2 separate regions of the Homo sapiens genome follow, and region 1 is linked to region 2. A link is a contact called in ENCODE Hi-C or POLR2A ChIA-PET data. All regions are on one chromosome and are shown on one strand. Each heading gives the region's core, a stretch centred on a gene start or an enhancer-like site at or near the end of the contact. The rest is flanking DNA. Distances are from core to core; before and after follow the strand shown. Region 1 overlaps ANKFY1 (ankyrin repeat and FYVE domain containing 1). Region 2 overlaps ZZEF1 (zinc finger ZZ-type and EF-hand domain containing 1).

Region 1 (5,275 bases), core at 2,630-5,129, 170 kb before region 2:
TATTGAGCTGTAAGAGTTCTTAATATAATCTGTATACAAGTCTTTTTTTTTTTTTTTTTTTAAGACGGAGTCTCGTTCTGTTGCCCAGGGTTGAGTGCAGTGGTATGATCTCAGCTCACTGCAACCTCTGTCTCCCGGATTCAAGTGATTCCCCTGCCTCATCCTCCCTAGTAGCTGGGACTACAGGCGCACGCCACTGCACCCAGCTAATTTTTGTGTTTTTGTAGAGACGGGGTTTTGCCATGTTGGCCAGGCTGGTCTCAAACTCCTGACCTCAAGTGATCCATCCACCTTGGCCTCCCAAAGTGCTGGGATTACAGGCTGGGAATGAGGCGTTTTTTGTTGGATGTTTTGCACATATTTTCTCCCAGTCTGTGGCTTGCCTTTTTATTTTTTTATGACTTTTCAAGAACAGTTTTTAAAATTTGGTAAAGTCAAATTTAGCCATGTTTCTTCTGTAATTTTTTTTTAACAGTTTATCTTTGTTTAATCTGAGGTCACTAAGATTTTTGCTATGTTTTAGTCTGGAAGTTCTGTAGTTTTTGTTTTTTTTTTTTTTAATTTTTATTTAATTTTTAAAAATTTTACCTGTCAATGATTTGAAGCTCATTTTTAAAAATTGTTTTCTTTTTGTTTTTGTTTTTAAAGAGACAGGAAGATGGGGTTTCCCAGGCTGGAGTGCAGTGGCTATTCACAGATGTGATCATAGTGCTTTATAGCCTCAAACTCCTGAGCTCAAGTGATCCTTCCTCCCCAGCCTCCTGAGTAGCTGGGACTTCATCTGACTCTAGAAGGGCTACAGTTTTAACCCTTACGTTTAGATATGTGATTTTGAGTTAGTTTTTATATGTAGTGGTGTCTAGGAATAGGGATTTGCGTTTTCATATGGATCTCCAATTGTTCTGGTCCCATTGTTCTTTCCTCATTGAAATGCCTTCACACCATTGTCAGATCATTTGTATAAGTCAAAGTCTATTCCTGGATTCTGTTATTTTCCATTGCTCTGGATATCTATCTTGATGCCAGTTTGATGCTGTCCTATTTACTGTAGCTTTATACACAGCCTTGAGTCAGGTAAATGCTAAACCTTTTTCTTTCCCCTGCCCAGAATTTTTTTGGCTATTCTAGGAACTTTGCATTTCCACCCAAATTTTAGAATCAGCTGTCTGTGGTTATGCATGCATGTAATCCCAGCAGTTTAAAAGACCAAAGTGGGAGGATCCCTTGAGGCCAGGAGTTCAAGACCAGCTTGGGCGCCATACTGAGACCCTGTCTCTACAAAAAAATTGGCCAGATGTGGTGGTGCTCACCTGTAGTTCTAGCTGTTTGAGCCTAGGAGTTCGAGGCTGCAGTGAGTTATGATCAGGACACTGCACCCCAGCCTGGGTGACAGAGGGAGACCCTGTTTCTAAGAAAAAAAAATTAGAATCATTCTTTCAAATTCTACAAACACAGTTTGCTGGGATTTTTATTGGGAAGGTATTGGATCTATAGACCAATTTGGAGAGACCTGACATCTTAACAATATTGAGCTATTGAGCCTTCCAATCCATGAGCGTAGTATATAACTCTCTGTTTATTTAGGTTGCCTTTCATTTCTGTCAGCAGTGTTTTTATAGTTTCAGTGTGCATGCATTGCACATTTTGTTAAGTTTATCTCTAAATATTTTGTATGTTTGGTATACTATTAAAAATGCATTATCATAGCCCGTACATTGGTAACCTAGAGCTTTGATAACATGAAATGAAGTAGGAAGAAGACTTTGATTTGAGGAAGATATGAAGTTTGATTTTGGACTTGTCGAGTTTATAGTAGCAGTCAGTCATTCTTTCAGCAGGAGCTGTTGAAGGAAAGAGAGATTTGGGTCCATTTTTATAGCAGTGACAGTAAAGTATGGGTATGCATGAGACCATGTTCAGGGAAGAAAATTTAGAAAAAGTTCAGATGTAGGTCTGCACCTTGCAGCACTGTGCCGTTTTAGAAAGTGGGTAGTCAGAATAGGAGGTGAAGGGTCTGTAACAAGGTTAGGAAGAAAGCTAGAGTACAGAGTTAGGAAGCCAAAACAAGAGTTTTAAGAATGGGGTGGTTGAGAGTCGGAGGCTACAGAGAGGTTGAGGAGCTTGAAGAATAAGGAAAAGGTCATCAAAGTGGGTGATTTGATCATTGTGACTATTTAGTAGAGTGATGTGGGTTGAAGCCAAGTTTCAGAAGGTTAGGGAGGTAAGGCAGGAAGTAGTGACCAAAGAGGACTCTTAAGAAATGGGTGGAGAAGGCAAAGTGTATGATAGACTGCGCAGTCAAGAGCATAACTGTGGAGAAGAGATGTTTGTCTAGGGGTGGGAGGCATTACTGTGAGCCTGTTTCTGAGGGTGAGGAGGTAAGCTTGGAGACAGGCATATCTTGAAGATGCAGTGGCTGCTGTTGTGGATTAGAGTTTGGTAAGAAGTGAGAGGTTACAGAATTCTAGGTGTTCCAGATAGATAAACTGCTTTCTTCCCTTTTCATTTGGCTCTGGCTGTCATTTTAACGTTCTAATTCTTTAAAATCACCAGCAGGGGGACAGGGCTTGTATGGCCTCTCAGCCAAATCTGACCTGAGACCTGTCGACTTGTTTTTATGCAGTCCTTAAGCTAAGAATTTATTTATATGTTATAGATGTAACATATAAAAATAACTTATAAATATTAACTATATTTTAAATATTTTAACCTGGTTGAAGAAAAATCAAAACAATGTATCATGATGTGAAAATTATATGAAATTCCATTTTCAGTGTTCATAAATAAAGTATTTTTAGGGAAACAGCCACATTCATTAATTTGTACTTTTGTGTTCCAACTGGCAGAGTTGAGTAGTGCCCCAGAGACTGTATGGCTCCCAAAGCCTAAAATATTTGCTATGTGGCCCTGTACGGAAAGTATGCCAACTCCTGACCTAGAAGGAAGAGTGTTCTAAAAATCATTCTTGGTTTCTCTTCTGACTGTGCCATATAACTTCTGAAGAGGTAATTTGCTGATTAACTACTTTTTTGCAGTAGACATTGCACTCTTTATTTTAGGCTATTTGTAATGAATGAAGATTTTTTTGTCTTAAGCATGTTTTGTTAACTCAAGAGTGATGAACTATCAGAAAGAATACTTATTGAAAGTCTGATCATAGACTGCACTCATGGAGAACAGATAGGTATTATTTGGAAAGAAATATGAGAAAATTGGAAGTTTCTGGCATTCTTCACTGATACTTAGCGTAGCTTTTTTGGTGAAACTCTAGGTTTTATCTATTATTTAAATTTCTAGGTTTGCTCTCCTCTCCTCTCTCCTCTCCTTTTTTGAGACAGAGTCTTGCTCTGTCACCCAGGCTGGAATGCAGTGGCATCATCTCTGGGACTACAGGCATGCGCCACCATGCCCGGCTAATTAAATTTCTAGGCTTGCTTTTCAAATGAAAGTTGGAAGGGGACAAAGAAAAAACCACGGCTGAAAACTGGTCACTTGATGAAGAATAAGTAGGCAGAGGAGTAGCAGCAGCGGTAAGCCTTACTAAACCAGACACTGTTCCGAGTGATTTAACCTATCCTAATGACTTTACACGTACTTCTCTGACAGTGGTCCCCAATCTTTTTGGCACCAGAGACTGGTTTCGTGGAAGACAGTTTGTCCATAGATGGGGTAGGGAAGGGAGTAGTTTCAGGATGAAACTGTTCCACCTCAGATCATCAGGCACTGGAGTCTCATAAGGAGCATGCAACCTAGATCCCTCGCATGCGCGGTTCACAGGAGGGTTCACGCTCCTGTGAGAATCTAATGCTGCTGCTGATCTCACAGGAGGCGGAGCTCAGGTGGTCATGCTGACTCGCCCGCAGCTCACCTCCTGCTGGGTGTGGCCCAGTTCCTAACATGCCACAAACTAGTACCCGTCCACGGCCTGGAGGTCGGGGACACCTGCTCTAAGATAGTATCATTAGTCTCATTTTCCATGTGAGAAGACTGAAGCACAGAGAGGAAGTAAGTAACTTGCCCAAGGTCACACAGCTAGTAAATGGGTAAGCTGGGGTCAAACCCAGTCAGTGAGACTCTGGAATGCGAGCTCTGGGCTATCAGTGTGCAGGGAGAATCTTGCAACACAGGACTGACTACCCCGGGTTGCCTTTCTAAGAATTGTAATAATAGCTAATATATTTTGACCACCTACTGCAGAGCAGGTTGTATTCTAAGGTTATTACATGTATTAGTACTTTCAGTGTTTACAACATCCTTGCAGGTGAAGAGAATGAGTCACCTGCCTAAGGTGTATCAAAACTAGGCAGTAGTGGGGCTGGGCTTGATCCCAGTCAGTCTGGCCCTAGAACCTGCACACTGTAAATTCTCTCTCCATTTTGCTCAGAATAATGTTGTACTTTTTCTTGTAAGAACTGTACAGCTTGGTGACACTTCAAGGACACATTTGCATTGCTGTTTGTAAGCAGACAGTATTCCCCACGGGCTGGTAATGTCTCAGCCATAAGCACTCCTCCATTATACTGTGAAATGGTATGGCAATTGAAGTAGCGCTGGTAAGTGCTCATAAGCTGCCTGAGTGCATTAGTGATCCTTTGGGTTTCCCCCGACAAAAGCTGCCGGGTGGGGGAGCATCTGTAATTTTGTGACTAAGAGCCCCAAATCATGCTAAAGCCCTCCTTTTATCTAGCTTCTTCTCTGCTCATTACCTTGGTAGTTTATATCTTGTGTCATTGTCCAGGCAGCTGCTACATATTTGAATCAGGAATTCTGTAGAGAGACTGGGGCTGTTGCTGTAGATTTTGGAATTTATGTGTATAACTGATATTTAAGGAAATGTGTATGGTTTCCTAGAGAGCAGAGAGGGGGAAGATGGCTGAAACAGAGCTTTCAGGATCTCCTCCATTTGAAGGCTTAGATAGAGGAATCAGCAACTTTGCAGTCATTTTTTTTTCTTTTTCTTTTTCTCTCTTTTTTTTTTTTAAGACAGGGTCTCTCTCTGTCACCCAGGCTGGAGTCAGTGGTGCGATCTCAGCTCACCACAACCTCTACGTCCTACCAGGCTCAAGCGAGCCTTCTGCCTCAGCCTCCTGAGTAGCTGGGACTACCGGTGCCCACTACCACCCCTGGCTCATTTTTGTATTTTTTTGTAGAGACGGGGTTTCACCATGTTGCCCAGGCTGGTCTCAAACTCATGGGCTTTAGAGATCCTCCTGCCTGGGACCCACAAAGTGCTGGGATTACAGGTGTGAAACACCACACCCAGCCTAGATTGCCC
Region 2 (5,562 bases), core at 393-2,892:
CTTTTGTGTGCCACAGAGCACAACTCTGTGGCAGTAGAAAAGGCATTTATATTTAACAGGTAAAAAACCAAAGGCCCCCCCCCAACCCCCCGCTCAAAAGAAAAGGGTAGGAGAGGAAGGGAGAGTAGATCCAGATTTGCCAGTGTCCCAGGTAGGAATGTGAGGTCTTTAAACTCCTCATTCAGTACTTTTTCCACTGGGAATTCACACTGGTAATGATTTGTAAGTAGTTCTGTCATAGCGAAAAGGTACAAGCTGGTCATGGAGTTTTTGTGTGTAATAAAAGCACATCTCCTCGGCTGCGTGGTGGACGTGTGTTGATCTGTGTGAAGATGGGAATGTCAGGTTTGTCTTCGAGCCTGCCTGCTGGTTTGTGCAGGGCTGTCAAGGCCATCTGCCTGGAGCACTGATAGAGAAACAGTCTGCTGCATGTGGCTAGGTGTCTAGTGATAGAACCTTTCTTTCCCCTGGCTCATTTGTTATCATAGCTGGATGTTGAGACCTGGCAACAGGAACAGCCTGTGGTGTTACATACGTGGACGAAGGAATCTGCCCACAACTATGAAAATAATTGCCATGAGGTATCCGTCTTTGTTAGCCCAGGGGCAACCTATTTTGAAGTGGAATTCGATGACAGGTGTGAAACTGAAAAAAGGTAAGACTTCTATATTCTTTCACCCCCAAGCGCTAATAGGTCAGCAATGAGAGAAGGAAGCTAATAGAGGTTATGCCTTCACAGGTATGATTATCTGGAATTTACCGACGCTAGAGGTCGGAAAACACGCTATGACACAAAAGTTGGCACTGATAAATGGCCCAAGGTGAGTGATAGTCCCAGAAAGAGGTACCTACTTCTGCACCAATGCTTTTCCTTTTGTCAGCCTTCAGGGGGCAGTAGAGGTAAGGTCTTTGAAGGGAGGCATTTATGTTACACGTTTGTGAAAGGAAGGATTTATATCAGAGTTTGACCAGCTATAGTCTGTCACCTGTTTTGTAAACAAATTTTTTTGGAACACAGCCATGCCTGTTTATCATTTATAGCTGCTTTGGCACTGCAGTGGCAGAGTTGAGTAGTTGCAGCAGACAGCGTTGTCTAGAGTAAATGAAGAGCCTTCATCCTTAGCAAGAAGTGCTGGTGGGTCTAGGAGGATGGCCCAGACCATGTGATGGAAGCCAAGAGTCTGCCTCACAGTTAGAGCTGCTTGAGCTCTTGGGCTGGAGGTTTAGTACTGCCTCAGACTGTTGACCTTCTCTCCATGGTCAGTGGTCTTGGCAGGAGCAGAGGCATGGAAATGTGACCACTGGCTGAGTCGGTAGTGGACAGATGGTCACCCCAGGTGTAGAAAGCTGAGCAGCAGTATTCTGCCAACTCTCCTTCTTCATGGGGTGTGGCTGTGAATGGTCTGTTTCCGTCACCCCTTTGTACATTTCTCCGTTAGTCATTTTGGACATGTGGAAATAGAGATCAATTTTAAACTGAGATGTTTCTCGTCATGAAGAGCATGCTGATTTCTGAAGCACTCCTCCTCTAATCTGTCTGACCACATGATTTCTGTTTGTCTCTAGAAAGTGACCTTCAAGGCCGGTCCTCGGTTGCAGTTCCTCTTTCACTCTGACAGCAGTCACAACGAATGGGGCTACAAATTCACTGTCACTGCCTGTGGGCTGCCCGATGTTGCCGTGTCTTGGGGGCTGGATTTACAGCTCCTCGTCTCCCGGCTGATGGGACGCCTGGCTTCCCAGTGCATGGCGCTCAAGTCTGTGCGCCGTAAGTGCACATCCCTGTGCTTTCCCTTCTTACAACCACGGTGAAGTGCAAGATGCGCGCTTGCCCTCTTGTAGGTCGTTTCCACGTAATGGCAGGGGGTTAATAATACGCCTTTTCAGTTTCCTTTAAACCGAAAGAATAAAGTGTCCACTCAATACCATTGTCACGAAGCTTTTTGCCTTAGACTTTGGAACATAGCAGGAAGGCTGCCATGGGTTCTCTGTCTATGGAGGATAACAGCTTTTTTTTTTGGCAACATTGTCATTTTTTTGCAAGTAGGTGTAGGTATAGTCCAACCAAAAGGCAGGAGTATAGAATAAGTTGATTGCATATCCTTTAAATATGTGAATATTTATGTAAATATATGTAGATATGTGACTATGGATTTTGTTTTAAAGTGATTCATTCAGGGCTGAGCAAGGTGGCTCATGCTGGTAATCCCAGCACTTTAGGAGGCCAAGGTGGGAGGATTTCTTGATCCCAGGAGTTTGAAACCAGCCTGGGCAGCATAGTGAGATCCCTATCTTTACCAAAAAAAATGTAAAAATTAGCCAGGTGTGGTGGCATATGCCTTTTGTCTCAGCTACTTGGGAGGCTGAGGCAGGAGGATCACTTGAGCCCAGGAGTTAGAGGCTGCATGCAGTGAGCTGTGATCATACTGCTGCACTCCAGTCTGGGTAACAGAGAGAGACTCTTGTCTCTTAAAACAAAAGGAAAAAGATGTGTTCAGTATAATTGTTTATTTAATTCTTCCAGGGAACAAGAATTACAGAATAAAACTTTCTACTGTATTTTATTTCTTGATCATTTCTTGAGTTTTTCCAGTTTTAGAAGTAAAATATAGAAAAATTACATAGTGGAAAAAAACAAAGGAAAATAGAATCATCCTTAATCCTAACACTCAGAAGTAACTGATTTTTTTAATATTTCTCCAAGAAAGAAAGAAATAGCTATTAGCATTTTTATTTCCACCTATTCTTTTCTCTTTGCCTATTCTAAACACATCTATGCTGGATATTTATTATTTGCTACAGAATTAAGTTTACAAATTGTGAATGTTTTTCCATAATTAAATGTTCCTGAATGGCCTCGTGTTATATGCCAGAAATGGTTCATATCCTATTTTCAGCTTACTATAAACAGATTAGTCATTTCCAAGGTACCTTGTAACTGAAGTTGTTCCACAGAGCAGCAGTATTTCAGGACTTGGTGGTTTAGCTTAATCTGTGGTATGTGTTTACAAAGTATCACAATTACATTCTGGTATGTGGGTAAACTTTCTCTAAGTTTTAATAGTATCCATGGTTTTTTTTAACCTTTTCTTTCTCATTTCAAAGATTCTCAATATATTAAGGCAAAAATAGAACTGTCATATGTCTTCTTCTCTTTCTAGAGTTAGGAAGTAACATGGTAGTACCTCAGGCAAAAATGGCATTAGTCCTAAGCTCCCCACTGTGGAAACCTGTCTTCAGGCATCAGGTTTGTCCAGAGTTGGAATTAGAAGCAAGCTGGCCCACTCACCCACACCGGAATAGTAAGGAGGTATTTACTCTTCCGTTTTCTTTCTATTTAGACTGGAAACTGCCTGCAAGTATTTATTACTTTAAGTTATAAACACTTGTGTTTCTATCTTACTACCCGTATTAAGCAGTTAGCTCCTTGAGGCCAGAAACTATACCTTGTTAACTTGTTAACGCCACCGTGTCCCACAGGGGCCAGTGCGCAATAGGTGTTCAGAAATACTGAATGCGTGACTTGGGTGAAATGTAGGAGGTGCTCAGTAAATCTCTGTTGATGGAGTTATCAGGCAAACAATTGAGTGTACTTCTAGTGCCTACTGAGTCAAGCTTTAGAGCAATGATTTGTGCTATACCTTTTGTTCTCCTTAGAATTACAGCACATGATTTAGGTGTATAAGATTTTAAAAACTAAAAAGTTTGCCCTGTCTTTATTTTTCACCTCTCCTTCCCTCTATTTCTGTATTCTACTTTTCTTCCTTCCCCTCCCTGCCCTGCCCCACGTTATTCAGTAGTTAATTGCCAAATCCAGTGGCTCTTCCTCAGCTTCTGTTCTCCTTGCCTCTGTTAAATTTGGCTCCTTCAGACCCTCTCTTCTTTGGATCCATGCTAGTCCGCTGTCTTCTCTTACATCTGACTGCCCACTTGCCTCCTTCATTGACTTTTCATATTCCTCCTTCCCTAAAGGGTAGGCTTTATTCAGGCTTTCTTCCCTTCCCCACAGCCCACCAAGACTTCATCCTCTCCACTTTCTTCTCCTGTCAAACATTGTGGCCCTAATTCCTAATATCAGTCTCCAGGTCTGGTTTTCTCCCCGCTCCAAGTACCTGTTTCCATCTTCCTGTGAGGCATTTCCATTTAAATGTCCTGACTCCCCTTAACTCAGAAGTGTAAAACCAAAGACCGGTCACTTCTGTGGTGGTCAGTGTTCCCCAGGCCTGAAGCCACTGCTCCCTAGCATCCCCTGTCCTCACCTGTCTCCCCATTCCTGTCCAGTCAGCTTGCAGGTCCTGTGGATTCTTCCTCATGATGTTCATCTCTGTCCTTTCCTCTGTCTGCATCTTTATCCGGGCCCTCATTTGCACCTGCCTTATGACATTCGTACCTACCAAGTTTTTTTTATAATCACTGCATTATCTTGTCATTCCACTGCCAAGCACCATTAATGGCTCCCCATTGCCCACAGGGTGAAGTCTAACTCCTCAATGTGACAGTCAAGGCTCTCTGCAGTCTCCTTTCACCTTACCTATCTGACTCTAGTTCCCATCACTCCCCAGCTGAGACTTCAGGCCAGGTCAGTCTCCCCACTGACTCGTAACCTCTGCTAATGGTTATGTTCCTCAGAGCCAAATCTGCCAATCCTTCAGGGTCCAGGCCAAAGCCCATATCCTCCAGGAGGCTTTTCTTAATTACTTTAACCTACCAGGATCTCTCTCCTTTGAATTCTCAGCACTGGGTATCCCTTCTAGGCATTTGGCACTTGATAATCTTTTGCTTTACGGGAATGCTAGTTCTAATGCTTTTAATGTTTTATTTATGTTTATCTTTTTTTAACTCATATCTCTGTCTGGTCTTCCTAAAATAGATTTAAACTTCCGGAGAGTGTTCACTGTGTTTTATACTTCTGCTTTGGCCTAATAGTTTGCTCAATAAATTTTATTTTTTGAATGAATGTGTTAAATGTGATGGGTTTATTTTTTGTTTCCAGGTTAAGAACATTCCTGACGACCCCTGCCGCCATTTTCTTCTTGATTTTGCCCAGTCAGAGCCTGCTCAGAACTTCTGTGGGCCATATTCAGAACTTTTCAAAGGATTCATACAGGCATGTAGAAAACAGGCCCCAAAGACAGATATAGTTGCTGGTTCCACTATTGATCAAGCTGTGAACGCCACCTTTGCTGCTCTGGTGTATCGCACTCCAGATTTATATGAGAAGCTGCAAAAATATGGTAACTTTATTACAGGGAATATTTTTGATCTGAAGGCTAATTGCTAAGTTTTAAGAAAGCCTATCTTAAGTGAACATTTAAAATATTTTAAAATATAAACACATTTCTATAACTGTAAACATCATCTTGTTGGTTCTACTTTGCCTATTAAAAGATTCATGGCCACTTTATGGTTAGCAGATTATAATGTGTGGCACCTAACCTTGAGTTGCAAAATTAGCAGGTAAATTATCTTTATCCAGAATTCTCATGGAAAACTGCTGAGAAATTTAATGGAAAGAAACCTTAACTTGGGTCCTGGTCCCAGTGCAAAAACTCAAAAGTTGTG

What was found. Hi-C counts contacts between places; a loop is a spot of excess contacts on that map. ChIA-PET counts read pairs that join two places held with the same protein, here RNA polymerase II (POLR2A). Pooled maps may share reads with other maps.
Region 1: a loop to region 2 is called in a pooled map, with 2.3 times the contacts of the local background. The contact joins two enhancer-like sites. A Hi-C loop is called at or near these places in 1 of 50 pooled maps. POLR2A ChIA-PET finds 5 or more read pairs at or near these places in 2 of 52 experiments (A549 and activated T-cell).

The regions. Positions count from the first base shown.
Region 1 is chr17:4,246,820-4,252,094 of GRCh38, reverse strand. The region is part of intron 1 of ANKFY1 (ankyrin repeat and FYVE domain containing 1); the gene reads left to right. Among named protein-coding and RNA genes, the nearest start is that of ANKFY1, 15 kb to the left of the region's middle. Within about 2 kb of position 3,879, at least 12 of the 41 ENCODE cell types and tissues checked have a DNase peak (open chromatin) inside an H3K27ac peak, as active enhancers do.
Region 2 is chr17:4,070,356-4,075,917 of GRCh38, reverse strand. ZZEF1 (zinc finger ZZ-type and EF-hand domain containing 1) reads left to right here. Exons shown (of 55, transcript NM_015113.4): 22 at 489-655; 23 at 740-821; 24 at 1,567-1,768; 25 at 3,162-3,310; 26 at 4,994-5,234. Among named protein-coding and RNA genes, the nearest start is that of ZZEF1, 70 kb to the left of the region's middle. Within about 2 kb of position 1,642, at least 8 of the 41 ENCODE cell types and tissues checked have a DNase peak (open chromatin) inside an H3K27ac peak, as active enhancers do.